2 separate regions of the Homo sapiens genome follow, and region 2 is linked to region 1. The links are chromatin loops, found by intact Hi-C in ENCODE. Cell type or tissue: HCT116. All regions are shown on one strand. Each heading gives the region's core, and the rest is flanking DNA. Links, peaks and the distances in the headings are about the cores only. Region 1 overlaps FSTL4 (follistatin like 4). Region 2 has its middle 76 kb from the start of CTB-49A3.2.

Region 1 (8,335 bases), core at 122-8,121:
TAGGCCCATGGGCAAGTTCTCCACTCATCTGAATGAGTTAACCCCACGTGCCTCATGGGGCAGGGGTATGGGATGAGCTGATGCTTATGACCTCACAACCGGCACGGAGCCTGCACCGTGTATGAATGGTAACAACACTGGCAACAACACTTGTGATGGTTCAACCCAACAGCCATTACCTGTGACTTTTGAGATGCCCTGTCCCTGTTTCTGCCCGTTCCTGTCTCCTGGCCCTCAGGATCATAAAGGACAGTGAGGAAGACAGTTATGAGATGAAGGGTGGGTGACATTGTTGAGGCAGGATGTGCCGACTAGGTTTGGGGACAGTCACTTCACCCTCCGAGTGGCCGCTGTGCAGGCTGGGTGGTCAGAGAAGCAGAGGGCTGAGGCCCAGAATGGGTTTGCATGTTCTGTTTCTGCAGAAAGTGAGGCAGCACCCCATCCTTCCCAACCCCAATACCTAGAATGGGGGCCAGAGTAGGGAGGGAATGTGTGGATCTGCTTCTGAGATGGGTCTCACCCCAGCCCCCAAAGCCTGGACCTGAGTCCCCAGGAGACAGGGGCTACAGGGGAATCTCACCAGGGAATGGCCCCTTGTGGGGGCCCCACAGCAGGGGCTGGGGGCAAAGTCTCCCCTTCTACCAGACACAAGCACAGGCACACTCCTGGGGGCCGCCTGGCCCAGGCCCAGGTCATGCCGAGCACAGGGTGCTGCTGGTGGCCACGCCTCTGCTTAGCTTCTGAGGTGGGGGCAGTGGGCTGTGCCTCCTCAAGGACTGAGGTGAGTGGGGACACAGGGCCAGGTCAGAAGCACATCCAGACACACAGCTGCTTCAGTAACGAAACCCACAGTCAGCCAGGAAGTAAACAAATTACAGGCTGCACTTTGTTAGCTCTGGGGAACATGAACGTGAGCAGACACTACTGATTTCTCATCAAACAAACAGAAGGCGGCGTCATAATCCAGAGACCCACTGCCAGGAGGGGCTGCAGCATGTGCCCTGGGCTGCTGATCTGCTGGGGTGCACCTGTCTTTGGGGGCCTTACACCATTCGTCCATAATTCTAGCCTCTGCTCAGTGGTGGATTTGTTTTCCCTCTTACAAGCTGGGCTGGGTAAGGCTAAAGCCTCCTGCAAGGCAGTGGCTCAGGTGTCCTTAGGAGACATACCAGGTCCAGGCCCAGGCTGAACTTCCTGACAACCTTAAGAAGGCAAAGGCCAGGTACGGTGGCTCACACCTGTAGTCCCAGCACTTTGGGAGGTCGAGGCAGGAGGATCACTTGAGCTCAGGAGTTTGAGGCCAGCCTGGGCAACATAGCAACACCCCTCTCTACAAAAAAATAAAAAAATTAGCCAGGCATGGTGGTGCATGCCTGTGGTCCCAGCTACTCTGGAGGCTGTGATGGGAGGATCGCTTGAGCTCTGGAGGTCGAGGCTGCAGTGAGCCAAGATCATGCCACTGTGCTCCAGTCTGGGTGACAGAGAGAGACCCTACTGCCTAAAAAAAAAAAAAAAAAAAAGGCAAAGTGAAGACATCATGAACTGAACCACTGCCCCATCAGGGGAGCCTTGGGTGGAAGCCAGGGAGACCCTGGGGCACTGCTGCACTCCAGATGTGCCATTGGGGAAGTTAGAGAGGAGGAAGACTCAGAAAACATCAACAAGGCTCCCCTCACTTCTGGACCCTCTGTTATGTGAACTCCCTCTTGGATGCATGTTTAATCTTAGGCTGGAAAAGGCGCTCCAGACTCTTGCAGCACACACATCTGACCCTGTCACTCCCCCATCAAACATCTGCGCTTCCCCACTGCCCACAGGGCAATTGCTAAGACTCTTAATGTTAATATTCAAGGACCTTTATGTTCTAGCCCCAGTCTGTCCCTATACACTTCTTTCTCACTCGCTTATTCCTGTCTCCTGAAGCCCCAGTCAGAAGGGCTCCTTTCTCTTGCCCCCAGAACAGTTGTTAGTGGTTACTTCGCCTCCCTGGAGGCTGCGGACAGTGTCTTTGTTCTCTACTCTGGTACGGAGCTTGTGACTCTCAGGCACTTAGCAAGTGAGTCAACCCAAATGATGACTCCCCATGTACGCCACCTGGATGGGCCACACACGATTGGGTGACTCATAAGTGCTTCTGAGAGCAACATTACTCGCTGCAAAATCTGACTGGCTCCTTCTTACTTGGCTCCAGGCGAGAGGGGTACATTTACTTTCTGATCAAATATTATTCTGATGCTCAGGGCATGCTTGATGTTTGCAAGTCAGAAAAGTTTAATTACATGTGTCATTAGAATGGCATTCTGTAATAGCTCTGTGACTGAATTCATTAATAGAATTCTTAACAGATAAGACAAATTAATATTTTGTTGCTCACGAAAGCTTCTCATTAAGAGAGTAGTGAAAAAGTGGTTAATATTTTGTTGCCAATCAAGATGTCTCATACAAACGACAAAGAAAGGAGGCCCACGCTCCTTCGTGCTCTGTGATCTCCCCGCCTTGGGTTTTGAAGGCCGATCAGCTTGCCCCCGTGCAGCCGTGTTTGGGAGTCACCACTGATTACAATGCCGGTGATCGTATTTCATCTCCCACTGCCGTGGGGTGAACGTGGCCACTGAGACACCTCAGGCTGAGGGACTCTGGGAGCCTCATCAACCCCAGAATCTTTGCTGCATCAGTGTTGCACTCCTGGGCTGTTCTCCCCTAATTCTTGCTTCAAAAATGCAAGTGAATCCCGATGACCTGGCTTTAGCCCCCTTCAGCCTGATTTCTTCTAAGGTTTGCTTTCCACACCGTCCCAAGTGGGCCTACTGCTTATGAGCACCTCTTGTGTGCCAGGCACTGAGCTGGGTCCTTGGTACACTTCAGCCTGAAAATGCCCATGTAAGGAGCACATCATGCTTTTTCTCCACAGGCTCAGAGAAGTCCAACAGCTCACCCGAAGCTGCTCTGGATTTGCTGGAGGCAGAGAAGCAGTGCCTCCCTCCCTGCGTGAGTCAAGGCTGACGTGGACAGTGAGACCTCCGTCCCCACTGCGAGCAGCGGGGGGCATGCCAAGGTCCTATCTGCCTGACTAGGGAGCCTCACCCAGCTGTTGCTGGCTGCTTGGTGGGGACTCAGGCTGCAAGCTGCTGAGAATATTATTTAGCAGCAGCAGGAATAATAATACAATAATAATATTAATGATAGTAACAATAGTAATGATGACAGTGATAATAGCATTTATAGAACACCATACGTGAAGAGCCTTACATGCATATTGTCATTTAGTCCTTACTGGAACCCTATGAGGCTGGTACCATTATTTATCCCCATTTCACAGAAGGGAAAACTGGAGCTTAGAGCAGTCAAGGTTACTAGACTAGTAACTTTCCAAGGTTCTAGTTAGTAAGTGGCAGACCCCAGGCTCATGCCCTTCCCTAGGAAGCTGTGCCGCCTCCTTCCCTCAGGTAGGGGAGGTGTGCGTGTGTTTTGTGTGTTTGTACACATCGGGCTTGGACCCCTGCGGGGCTGGTGCTGCCCTGCTCCCTCGTGTAGGGGGTTCTGAGAAGCACTGGGCCCTGCCTATTTGCGGGCTACTGACTCAACCACGAGCAGCAAGTGTTTCCTGGGAGATAATGAGGGGCCATTCATCTCTGGTTGCACCCACAATTACCCAAATTGCTAACCTTATTGTGAAAAGTAGAAATGCAATTGAGTTGGTGCTGGAGGCATGTTTGAGGGAGAGGAAGACCACTCAAAGTAATTTAATTAACTGATGGCAAGTACATTAAGTGGAGTTTTGCCTCTGCTTTTATTTCTGATGTCTTTCAGTGGAGCGCCAAGTAATGCACATGAAATGCTCCCACAGACACAGGTGGAGCTGTCCCAGTACTGATCAATCTTTCCTGGCCAAACATGTTTAAAAGCTGGCACTGCACCTTGTGAGCAGGTACAGTAGAGGACATCACACTCACAAACATGCACCCCAACACAGTCCAGTCTTTACAGATAGGACACTGCTCTTTCTTGCTAAGTTCTCAGACAAGCCCTGGCCATCGCAGGCCCAGAAAATGAAGGGTTCTGCCCATCCAGCATCTGTCCAGCAAGCACCCACCAGGATTGTGCTGCATTGACATTCAAAATTGTATAGGATACTGGCTATGTTCACCATGGTGGGAAATCACAAGAAAACAATCCTGTCCAGTGTGACAAGGCTAGGGGAAGGGCACTCCTTGGCAGCTCTGCCCAGGGTAGAACCTCCAGAGTGGCCCCCTCTTTCCATCTGCTTCCCCCATGACCCCCAGGGTGTAGCTGAAGGGGCCTAGAGAGTAGGAGAGGACTAACTTTGGTGGTTCCTGCAGCATTTCATGCTGGGTCTCTCTCCCCACAAGTCTCAGAGTTGGAAGGGACCTCCAAGGTCACTGGGTTTAGCTGCCCTCTTGTGGCTAGCAGCATTGCTGACCACAGTCCCTGCCTGAGCTTGCATATGCCCCTTGGGATAAGGAGCTCAGCGCCTCCTGTGGCGGCTCTGTCTCCATGGTGGGGCAGGTTTGATGGCTGGAATGGGGTTCCATCTAAGGAGCCCAAATTGATCTCCTTTTGAGGTGCACCTTGTGCTAGTCCAACTCAGGGGGTCACACAGCCCAGGTCAGCTCCCTTTGCCCCAGCCCCTACCCCACCACCTTCGAGATGTTAGCAGGAACTGACCATTCATCCCATGGGTCTTTCTTTTCTGGGCAAGCATCCCACTGTGGACCAGCTGTCCTGTCCTGAGCCAACAAGGCTAAGGCTGCCCTCTCTTCTGCATGAAAATTATATTCCAGTTACTGTAACCTAAGACCCGTCAGCTGTCCTGGCAGCTCACTACATGGGTGACATCACTCTGTCTTCTCACATGAACTTCTGGGAAGCCACATCACCTCTTGTGCCAAACCTGGACCAATAAATATCCTTGAATTATGCCACTTCTTTAAGTCTAATAGAAGGGAAGTATTGCTAACGTTTTTCTTATAGATTAATTCATTGAGGATCGGCAGGTTAAGAAATTACTCAAAGTCACAAAGCTGACGTGGGTGATGCTGGGACCCCAACGGAGGCTGCCTGGTTCCTCAGGGCACAGACGTACCCCCTGATGGCCACACTAGGCTGCATGAGCTCAGTTGCTTTCTTCTTCCACACAGCACCACTTAACTCATCACACCCTCATTCCCTTACCCAGCAATGAACGTCCCCAAGGTGGGTCCCCTCTGGCCTGACCTGGTTTCCCTCTACCTTCTCATCTGGCACCTGGCATTTGTCTTCCAGCCAACCCAGCCCAGTGGCTCACCTCTGCCCTCCACAGGGACCACCCCTTCCCTGCACACAGCTGTCTACAGCCTACCCAGCACTAGGGCCCAGAACCTCCTCCTAAGGTCCCCCAGCCCACTGTTCTCTCAGCTGTGGAGCCTGCTGCTCTCTCTGCTGGCCTGTGGTCCATCTCTCTGAGCCCTGTGAGCAGGCCCACACAGTCTGTTCTCAGGGTCACCTCCAGGCCTTTGCTAATGCAGCCCCGTTCAGAGGCCTCCTGTCCCACCCATCGCATCTCTCTTCTCTTCCTTAGCCGGACATAGCATGGCCACCATTCATCTATTTTCTGCTGTGGTGGGACTTGGATTTTCTGATACTGCCAAGCTGACAACAGGCTAGAAAAGCACCAAACACAGGATGTTAAACTAAAACTCTCCCGTCCTGCCACTGTCTGTGGCATCTTACCCAGTGTACTCTCCCAGGGAGGTGCGCTTGAGCTCAGAGTGAATTCCAGGTGACTTACATTGATGTCTTCCAAGTCCAGGAAGTTCAGGGTGAGCCCGTTGCGCTTCCAGATGATTGGTGGCCTCAGGTCTCCATGGACGGCGCAGGTCAGCACTGTGCTCAGCCCCACGGTCACTGTGGTCACACTGACCCTGTCCTCGGGGGCGAGGCTGAGCTGAACCACTTCTGCAGAGGGAAAGGAGGAGGCACGGTCAGGTGCAGGCCCAGGGATTGGAGTCTCAACTCAAGGTGAATAGCCATGAATTTCCTGGGTGGAAGAGGCCCAGAAGGGCTTCACGACTCCCTGAAAATTGTTTACAATGTGCTGACTAAATGTAGAGATAGACACTTTTGCTGGGCGAGGAGCCAAGACTTAGGTCAAATGCCCAAAAGGCTATGTGAGTCCAAACAGGTCAAAAACCATAAGTAATGTGCTGAGGACAATCTGGGCCATAGATTTGTGTCAAGCCAAGAATGTGGGCTGCGAAGGCCAGGGGGCCCACCACAGAGAGACCGGGGGGCAGGGGTGCAGCGCCCTGCTCACAGCTCCCCTGGCCTATTGGAGTCTGGGCCTTGCTAAGTGCAGACAAGGTCTGCTGAGTGAGCTAACAAGTTTCTCATCCATCTGGGGTCAGTTTTAAAGGTTGCGCTGTCTGAAGTCTGGGGAATGAACTGGCTGATCTTTGAAGGTTTGTTTCTGTCTAAGGATTCGCTGAACTTGGATTTGGATTTCTGTCCTATGAAAATGCACTGTAGCTTTTAATTTTTTGAAGAATACTTCAGGCTGCAGAAACTATTAATCCTTGCCATTTTGAACTTGATAACTGGCATTAGGACTGATCATTCTTCAGGCAAATGGGAAGAATCTAAGATAGTTCTCTGCAATCACAAGCTTTTTGAAATTCTCAGGATTTATGAAAAAATTAATCAAACTCAGGCTGCTCAAATGACCAAATGGGATCAGGCTTTGGGGGACAGTCAGCGGCCCACTGATGGGACTGGCTCCCTTTTGCTCTTCCCCCAAATCTGTGCACTCAGGGAGGCTGGGGCAATAGCCAGAGGTGGCATGAGCTGAGGGAAGCAGGCTGGCTCTCGGTGCAGTGGGTACTATTTTGTCTATTCCCTATTCATGCTTACGACTCTATTGGGACCTGGGGGACCCCAACAGATGTATCCCCCTGAACTGGAACGAAGCAGAGTTGGGAGCTGAGCTCTGCTATTCTGCGGGACGCTTGTGAGCTGTGACCAGGCAGCAGCAGCCCCGCAGGCAGCACATCTGTGCTCACACCCTCTTGCCCGTGTGTGTGGGAGAGGGGAAGAGGGAGCGAAAACAGCCGCAGGTGCAAGGCACAGCAGAGCAGCTGAATTGAAACAGGGTCCTGAGGTCAGACCCTGAGCAGCAAAGCCCTCCTTCTTCCACAGATGCTGAGTGGCTCCGCCCTGGGCTCACAAAGATGAACAAGCTACGCTAGGTGCTTCATCAGTGCTGTTGGATGGATGGATGAGAAATGGAGAAAATGAAATAAAGAAGTAAAAGAGCCAATAGGCCGGTGGGGAGGGGACAATCACACACAGGAAAAATGTGACTAACGGTGAAGGAACCCTCAAGGAAAGATGAGCACCCAGTGATGGATGCAGACGCAACTGGCATAATATTTTACCAACAATAAAGTGATGCATTTCAAGTTCCCCCTTAAATCAAGTTCTGCTCACTACCCTCCCATCTCCGAGTCATGAGGCTTATTGCCCAGGGCAGGAGAGAGAAGGCACTAACTCTGTAGCATGACCCGGCCTTTGGAGAGGGGAAAGAGAGAGAATGAGAATTTGCTAAAATGGTTTAGCTCCCACCGTACTCTGCGGGTCTGTAGGACTCAGACCTCAGCATTCTCCCCAAGAGTAGAGGAGGCATCCTTTCCTCATCAGATGACCACGAGGCTCCCCTGGGCCACGAGGCTTTGTGCCGCTGCTCCTGCCACCTGGGGCAACCGCATGTGTCTGGGCAGAGAGCCAGAACCACCTTGGCTCCTGGTATGGAAACAGGCCCAATTTTCCCAGATAACTGAAGCTTGAGAAACTTAAATTTGTTTCATCTGAGTTCTTTTAACAGGAAACCAAACACCAGGCCTCCTAGATCACTGCATCCGGACAATGAGACACACCTGCTGCCTATTGACCATCTCCTGTCTTACCCCTCCCTAATTCCCTGCTATCTAAACCCCGAACTTTAGTCAGAGAGATGGATTTGCAACCGGTCTCCCATTTCCAGGCTGATGTCATTGAGATTAAAGCCTTTCTTCCCTGGCAATATTCCATCCACTCAGTGATGGACTTTCTGTGAGGTGAACAACCAGACCTAGACCGAACCCCTGGTGTTCAGCAACATAATATCTGGACCTGAGAACTGCCTTGGGCTGCCAGACCAAGGTCCAAAGGGAAGTGCTCCTGGCCTCAAGGGGCATGGAGGCCAGTGGTGGCTGTGGGAGGCCTTGCTTGGGGGAATATCCTGACCCGCGAGTACACCAGACTGTGAGCCCAGATCATGAGCACACCCAGGGCTGAGCTCAGC
Region 2 (8,335 bases), core at 306-8,305, 120 kb before region 1:
TAGCAAATGTCAATTCGAAAAGGTCCCACATGGTTAGGGTGGCCTCATGTCTTGGTCTGGACTTAAAATAATGGTGGTAGGGTCTAGAACCGCACTGGCCAGTGTGGTAGCCACTAGCCACATGTGGCTATTGAGCATGTGGAATGTGCCTGGACTGAATTAAGATATGCTGTAAGCATAAAGATACACACTGGATTTTGATGACTTTGTACAAAAAATATAAGCTGAGTACATGGTGAAATAATATTTTAGATATATTGGGTTGAGTGAAATGAAATATATATAAAATATAGTATTATAATTTCACCTGTTTCTTTTTACTTTTTAACATGGCTACTAGAAAATTTAAAATTAAATGTGATTTGCACTATATTTCAATTGGACAGTGCTGGTCTAGAGGCTGAAGGGAGGAAGCATTGTAGATGAAGAGCTCTTTGCATCTCCAAAGAGGACTTTCTCCTGCCTAGACTGGCCACTTGAGTGGCAGCTGCTCTGGGAAGCTGCGCATTCAGTTAATAGCAGCCCCACATGGGTGGTTGTTCCCCTCTTCTGCTTTCTGAGCCTTCTGGGAAACTGTCTCTGGGCCAGGCAGTGATGGGGCTGGGATAACCAGAAAGTGTTGAGGATCCCAGACAGAGAACATATTCAGGCCTACAGAGGAGGTTACTGCATGGCCATTATTCATAAAGGCTCCTATTCATTAGACAGAGGTCTCTCTGGATGGGGAGCAGCTCATATTCATTCCTATAGCCACAAAACCTGGCACAGATCCTTCATACAGTAGGCTGACTGGATGGATAGGTGGATGGTGGCAGGATGGTTTTTTAAGGACACAAATGAAACATAGAGACTAAAGACAGTGCAGCTGGATGAATGGTGGCTGGATAAGGCTCAGAGAGATGGACAGTTGGGTGGCTGGGTGAAAAGATGAATGAATGAAGGGGTAGATGGAGATAGAGGGTGTTGAATCTGGGGGTGGATAGATGAAAGGGAGATGGATGGATGGATGGATAAATAGATGGAATGGGTAAAAGGAAGATGGATGATTAGGCAGCTAGATAATTGAATGGTGGGTTGATGGAGGATGGAAAAAGAATGAAGGGGCTCATCCCAACACAAGCAAGCATTGGTCAAGGTTTGTTGTGGACATTTTACCTCTTCTGCCCAGTGTGCAGCACCTTTCCCTAACTCTTTTTGTTTTGCTCAGACATGTCTGGAGCTTCTCCAGGCTTTCATTGGATTCTCTGGAGAGTTCTCATTGCTATGGCTGTGCTAGTCAAGTCTCTCTCCCTAATTAGAACTGTTAGCTTCCTGGTGGGCCACCTCTGTCATTTTGAGGGTTGGAGAGCAGGTTGGCAGGCTGGGACATGTGTATGAGGGTGCAGATGATGTGTTTGTTAGACTGTCTGGGAAATTCTTTATGACAATCATTGTTTTATACAAACATCATAGGATTCTCCAAATAATCAAGGAGTCAAGAGTGTGAGAGAGGAAGAGAGAATAGAAAGAGACCCGAAGGATTCTGAATGAATAGGATAGGGGAGAGAAGATAGAGATTTCTTTTTACAACCCTATTCCTGATGCTTGTCGGAGTATAATAACTGCCTTCACATGTACAGACATGACTATGACCTTCCAGAAAGTCCTTTCTCTGTAGCCCATTCTCCTTTTTCATGTCCTAGAAGGCCACATGGAAAGCCTGAGTCTCAGAACAAAGTACTGCCTTGGTATTTCTGGATTTGAGTGGTTTCTCTGGAGGTGGCAGGAGTGGGTGCTGAATGGGAAGCTCGTAGCCTCTCTAGTGACAGGGATCCTAACAGTACAGAGGAGAGAGTAGTCATTCATTGTCAGCTAGTGAGGCTGCATCACTGCCCAGGACAGTGGGTGGGGGCGCCTGAATTTTCTGCATCCGCAAAGGCTTTAATCTTTGTGATCAGCAGTCAACTCATCACCATTAATTGAATTACATTTCGAACAAGCTTCCTGGAGAGGTTCCACTGCAAATGGTGCAGAAGGACGGCTGGAGCCCTTCTGCACACCACAGCTTGTTCTGCATGCTGGGGAGTAGTCTGAATGTGTAGTTGCCGGCAGTACTTTTCTCAGGAGATGTCCAAACCTTCCTCTAGCTCCCTTTCCTCTTATTTTTAAGATTAAAAACCACCAAATATCATCCTCAATACCCTAAGTAGCAAATAAATCACTTTCCCTACTGTATAATTGAAAGAAAACTGGACCTCCTTTTATTAATACAATCTCAGTACAATTATGCATCTAAAGGAAATGCACAAGGCCCTAGAAGCCTTGTGAGGGTCATGAACAGAGTTGCTGAAGGTTTCCTTAGGGGGGTTGCCAATGGGGAGTTATTTGGCAAATTTCCTAAATGTTCTCTCTTACCCGTTTATTTCCCTGATGCCTGGATTTTCTAGCAACTGCTGAGCTCTCTGCTTTCTCTTCAAAATGCTCAATCTCTGGGCTGGCTTTCTTCTCTCTGGCTCTGGCCAAGACCATTTAAACAACTTCCAGCTCCAAACTTTTGTTTTCCTTCCAGCAAAGGCAAGCCCATCCTTCTGCAGATGATTTAGACTCTGGCTCATTCCTGTTCTCTTCTGGTTTCTCACCCTGATCAGTATGATGAAGGGAGCCCGCCAAGCAGTTTTGGCCAAACGTGCCTGGGGTAATTCTAGCTTTTGGATGTGCAGACTGAGCTATGAGTGGCAGCCTCTGAAAGATGAAGGCTGAGGTGGAGAGAAGTCAGGGATGCTGAATGAGGTGCCCTCAGAGTGCTCCTGCCATCCTGAGATTTCACCTTTAGAAATGTGTTAGAAAATTGTCCTTGAGTAACAGAAGCCCACTTATACTAGTTCATGGCAAAAATTATTATAAAGACATAGGAGTTGATTTCAGAGCCTGAGACCAGGAAGGAAGCTGGAGCTCGGGAATGGGCGGAGACTAGAACCTGGAAAGTTGTCAATTTCCTCACTTCCTCCCTTGCTCCCTCCCTCTCCTCCCTTCGATTCTTCTCTCTCCCTCCCCCCTTCCACTTCCTCTCTTCTCTCTCCTCCCCTCTTTTTTCTCTGTAGACCAGCTTTCTCTGGCCATAACGGGGAAGATGGCCACCCCCACACTCTTTGAGCTTTGCTTGGCTCTCAGTTCCAGTCCCACGAGGAAGTTAATAACTGAGTCTACCTGGAGAAGATTCTCACTGACCCACCTTGGGGCAGGTAATCTTCCCAGGTAATAGGTCCTGTCACCTCTGGCCAGGGAGATGTGCTTCTGAGGTGCACACATGGCTGCCGTGACCCACACTTGTGGTGTGGGAAGGCAGTTTTCAGGACAATGGGATGACCCATGGGCTGGGTGAGTCATCCCTTTAAGGTGTTTCCCGCAGGAGGCACTTATGTGACAAATCCATCACCCAAGTGGGGGAAATGCTTATGGGGCTCCTGTTGCTATTAATGTGGCTAATCAGACGACATAGGATTTTGCACTATTGTCTGAGCAGTTTTCCATGTTATTACAAACATTTTATAATAGAGACTTTAAGTGACTTTATTACAAATTACTTAATAAGAATCTCATTGTGGGACAGGTTTTAATTTTGTTTCTACTATTGCAGGTAAAACAACAGTAGTCATCCTTATGCATAGGCCTCTATCTAGGTTTTGGATTATTTTCTTTGAAATAGATTGCCAGAGGTGGAATTATAGGTTAGAGTTTTTATTTGCAAATGAGAGAATCCACTTTCTCTAGACCTTGATGTTTAAGGAGAAAGGAGTCTTTATAGAAGATACTTAGCCACTTTGGGGGATGGGTGCAAAGAACCAGGTTGGGATATGACAGCAAGGAATGATGTTGCTAGGATCAGTGCTCTGCCCCATTATGGGACTTTCCAGTGAAATATCGGTGCTGCTGCGGCCTGCTGACTGGCACAAATGACCCCAGGGCTGGTCTTCAGAAGCTCTGCCATAGATTCTCTAAAAGGACCAGTTTTCTCCAACAGCATACTACTAGAAGACTGAGCTGCTTGCACATGGCTGTCAATTCATCTCCCCTTCCATCCATATGGTTGGGTCTGATTGGCAGAACCCGGGACACATGTCCTCAGTGTAGAGTGAGGATGTCTGATAAGTGGGCTTTGGCTTTGTAGTACAGGAAGGTAGGACACATGAGACTGCCAAAATATCAAGCGGTTATTAAAAAGATGCCAGTTGTCTATGAATGGTAGATACCTACTATGTGTTCAGATGTAAGTTTAGAGGAAAAACTATACAGGCTGGAGCAATGGCTCAGTGATATTGTTAAAAGCTCAGGTGCTTTCTCTCTTCCAATGTGTTGACAGAGTGTCCAAGGAGGAAAGGAAGGTATGGGAGCAAAGGGGATTTATTCTTAAGAGCTCTCCCTTTCCAGGAATCAAAGTCTCCAGCAGGGCCGGGCACAGTGGCTCATGCCTGTAATCCCAGCACTTTGGGAGGCTGAGGTGGGAGAATCATTTGAGCCCAGGAGTTTGAGACCAGCTTGGGCAACATGGTGAAACCCTGTCTCTACTAAAAAAAAAAATATATATATGTGTGTGTGTGTGTGTGTGTGTGTGTGTGTGTGTGTATGAATATATATATGTATATGTATATGTGGTAGCCAGGCATGGTGGCGCACACCTGTAATCCCAGCTACTCTGGAGGCTGAGGCAGGAGAATCACTTGAATCCAGGAGGTGGAGGTTGCAGGGAGCCGAGATCGCACCACTGCACTCCAGCCTGGACGACAAAGCGAGACTCTGTCTCAAAAGGGAAAAAGAAGTCTCCAACAGACTTTCTTGTAATGGTCTAAGTCAAGTACCCACTCCTAGACCTATCTCTGGCAAAGATAACGGGACTACCCTGGTTGCATCAAGGCTGGGGACATTGCCACCCAGGCTGGAGTGCAGTGGTGTGATCATAGGTCATTGCAACCTCAAACTCCTGGCCTCAAGTGATCCTCCTGACTTAGCCTCCTTAGTAGCTGGGACTACAGGCACATGCCATCATGCCTGGCTATTTCCATTTTCTATTTTTATAGAGATGAGTTCTCCCTATGTTGCCTAGGCTTGTCTCTGACATTTGGCCTCAAGTGATCCTCCCGCCTTGGCCTCCCAAAGTGTTGGGATTACAGGTATAAGCCACTGTGCCTAGCCTCAGCTGCTAGGTTCTGTTAGCAGGAACGAGCAGCTCTTGGGAAAGTAATAGTATCTGCCACAAGGGGTATTAACTTTTTTTGTATGAACGTTTTAAGACTCTTGATGCATATTGCCAAATTATCTTCAAAGTGGTTGTACCAACTCAAATTCTTATGAACAGCATATGGGTCTATATGTTTTACCACATCCTTGCCAGCTAGTTTCACATATTTATTTATAACCATAGTACTGAACTCTATTCTTAGTAATTCTGATAGTTTTTTAGATTAAATGACCTTGAATTTTATAGAAATACAATCTTATGAATGAATAAGTAGAAATGATTTTAGTCTCATTTTTAATGGTTACATTTTATTTATTTATTTATTTATTATTATACTTTAAGTTTTAGGGTACATGTGCAGAATGTGCAGGTTTGTTACATATGTATACATGTGCCATGTTGGTGTGCTGCACCCATTAACTCGTCATTTAGCATTAGGTATATCTCCTAATGCTATCCCTCCCTGCTCCCCCCACCCCAAAACAGTTCCCGGTGTGTGATGTTCCCCTTCCTTTGTCCATGTGTTCTCATTGTTCAATTCCCACCTATGAGTGAGAACATGCGGTCTTTGGTTTTTTGTTCTTGCGATAGTTTGCTGAGAATGATGGTTTCCAGCTTCATCCATGTCCCTACAAAGGACATGAACTCATCATTTTTTATGGTTGCATAGTATTCCATGGTGTATATGTGCCACATTTTCTTAATCCAGTCTATCATAGATGGACATTTAGGTTGGTTCCAAGTCTTTGCTATTGTGAATAGTGCCGCAATAAACATACGTGTGCATGTGTCTTTATAGCAGCATGATTTATAGTCCTTTGGGTATATACCCAGTAATGGGATGGCTGGGTCAAATGGTATTTCCAGTTCTAGATCCCTGAGGAATCGCCACACTGACTTCCACAATGGTTGAACTAGTTTACAGTCCCACCAACAGTGTAAAAGTGTTCCTATTTCTCCACATCCTCTCCAGCACCTGTTGTTTCCTGACTTTTTAATGATTGCCATTCTAACTGGTGTGAGATGGTATCTCATTGTGGTTTTGATTTGCATTTCTCTGAGGCCAGTGATGATGAGCATTTTTTCATGTGTTTTTTGGCTGCATAAATGTCTTCTTTTGAGAAGTGTCTGTTCATGTCCTTTGCCCACTTTTTGATGGGGTTGTTTGTTTTTTTCTTGTAAATTTGTTTGAGTTAATTGTAGATTCTGGATATTAGCCCTTTGTCAGATGAGTAGGTTGCAAAAATGTTCTCCCATTCTGTAGGCTGGCTGTTCACTCTGATGGTGGTTTCTTTTGCTGGGCAGAAGCTCTTTAGTTTAATTAGATCCCATTTGTCAATTTTGGCTTTTGTTGCCATTGCTTTTGGTGTTTTAGACATGAAGTCCTTGCCCATGCCTATGTCCTGAATGGTATTGCCTAGGTTTTCTTCTAGGGTTTTTATGGTTTTAGGTCTAACATGTAAGTCTTTGATCCATCTTGAATTAATTTTTGTATAAGGTGTAAGGAAGGGATCCAGTTTCAGCTTTGACATATGGCTAGCCAGTTTTCCCAGCACCATTTATTAAACAGGGAATCCTTTCCCCATTTCTTCTTTTTGTCAGGTTTGTCAAAGATCAGATAGTTGTAGATAGGCGGCATTATTTCTGAGGGCTCTGTTCTGTTCCATTGGTCTATATCTCTGTTTTGGTACCAGTACCATGCTGTTTTGGTTACTGTAGCCTTGTAGTATAGTTTGAAGTCAGGCAGCATGATGCCTCCAGCTTTGTTCTTTTGGCTTAGGATTGACTTGGCAATGTGGGCTCTTTTTTGGTTCCATATGAACTTTAAAGTAGTTTTCTTCCAATTCTGTGAAGAAAGTCATTGGTAGCTTGATGGGGATGGCATTGAATCTATAAATTACCTTGAGCAGTTTGGCCATTTTCATGATATTGATTCTTCCTACCCATGAGCATGGAATGTTCTTCCATTTGTTTGTATCCTCTTTTATTTCCCTGAGCAGTGGTTTGTAGTTCTCCTTGAAGAGGTCCTTCATATTCCTTGTAAGTTGGATTCCTAGGTATTTTATTGTCTTTGAAGCAATTGTGAATGGGAGTTCACTCATGATTTGGCTCTCTGTTTTTCTGTTGTTGGTGTATAAGAATGCTTGTGATTTTTGCACATTGATTTTGTATCCTGAGACTTTGCTGAAGTTGCTTATCAGCTTAAGGAGATTTTGGGCTGAGAAGATGGGGTTTTCTAGATATACAATCATGTCGTCTGCAAACAGGGACAATTTGACTTCCTCTTTTCCTAATTGAATGCCCTTTATTCCCTTCTCCTGCCTAATTGCCCTGGCCAGAACTTCCAACACTATGTTGAATAGGAGTGGTGAGAGAGGGCATCCCTATCTTGTGCCAGTTTTCAAAGGGAATGCTTCCAGTTTTTGTCCATTCAGTATGATATTGGCTGTGGGTTTGTCATAGATAGCTCTTATTATTTTGAGATACGTCCCATCAATACCTAATTTATTGAGAGTTTTTAGCATGAAGCGTTGTTGAATTTTGTCAAAGGCCTTTTCTGCATCTATTGAGATAATCATGTGGTTTTTGTCTTTGGTTCTGTTTATATGCTGGATTACATTTATTGATTTTCGTATGCTGAACCAGCCTTGCATCCCAGGGATGAAGCCCACTTGATCATGGTGGATAAGCTTTTTGATGTGCTGCTGGATTCGGTTTGCCAGTGTTTTATTGAGGATTTTTGCATCAATGTTCATCAAGGATATTGGTCTAAAATTCTCTTTTTTGGTTGTGTCTCTGCCAGGCTTTGGTATCAGAATGATGCTGGCCTCATAAAATGAGTTAGGGAGGATTCCCTCTTTTTCTATTGATAGGAATAGTTTCAGAAGGAATGGTACCAGCTCCTCCTTGTACCTCTGGTAGAATTTGGCTGTGAATCCATCTGGTCCTGGACTTTTTTTGGTTGGTAAGCTATTAATTATTGCCTCAATTTCAGAGCCTGTTATTAGTCTATTCAGAGATTCAACTTCTTCCTGGTTGAGTCTTGGGAGAGTGTATGTGTCGAGGAATTTATCCGTTTCTTCTAGATTTTGTAGCTTATTTGCGTAGAGGTGTTTATAG

The links. A loop is a pair of places that touch in the nucleus more often than their neighbours do. Peaks named below come from ENCODE experiments on the same cell type or tissue, not always from the same donor. Only the 100,000 strongest peaks of a DNase experiment are listed, where the experiment ranks them.
Region 2: it touches region 1 in a loop (3-fold over the local background); 61 of 110 quality-filtered maps call a loop at or near these places.

What each region holds. Positions count from the first base shown.
Region 1 is chr5:133,243,622-133,251,956 of GRCh38, forward strand. FSTL4 (follistatin like 4) reads right to left here. Exons shown (of 16, transcript NM_015082.2): 7 at 5,789-5,955. Among named protein-coding and RNA genes, the nearest start is that of FSTL4-AS1, 8.7 kb to the right of the region's middle. RefSeq lists enhancers at 186-707, 1,868-3,067. In HCT116, for the core only: a CTCF peak has its summit at 4,487; DNase peaks (open chromatin) are centred at 2,090, 2,984 and 4,450; H3K4me3 peaks cover 1,540 bases; H3K27ac peaks cover 2,572 bases.
Region 2 is chr5:133,127,582-133,135,916 of GRCh38, forward strand. No RefSeq gene overlaps it. Among named protein-coding and RNA genes, the nearest start is that of CTB-49A3.2, 76 kb to the right of the region's middle. In HCT116, for the core only: no CTCF peak of the experiment used is centred there; DNase peaks (open chromatin) are centred at 3,100 and 3,340; H3K4me3 peaks cover 806 bases; H3K27ac peaks cover 545 bases.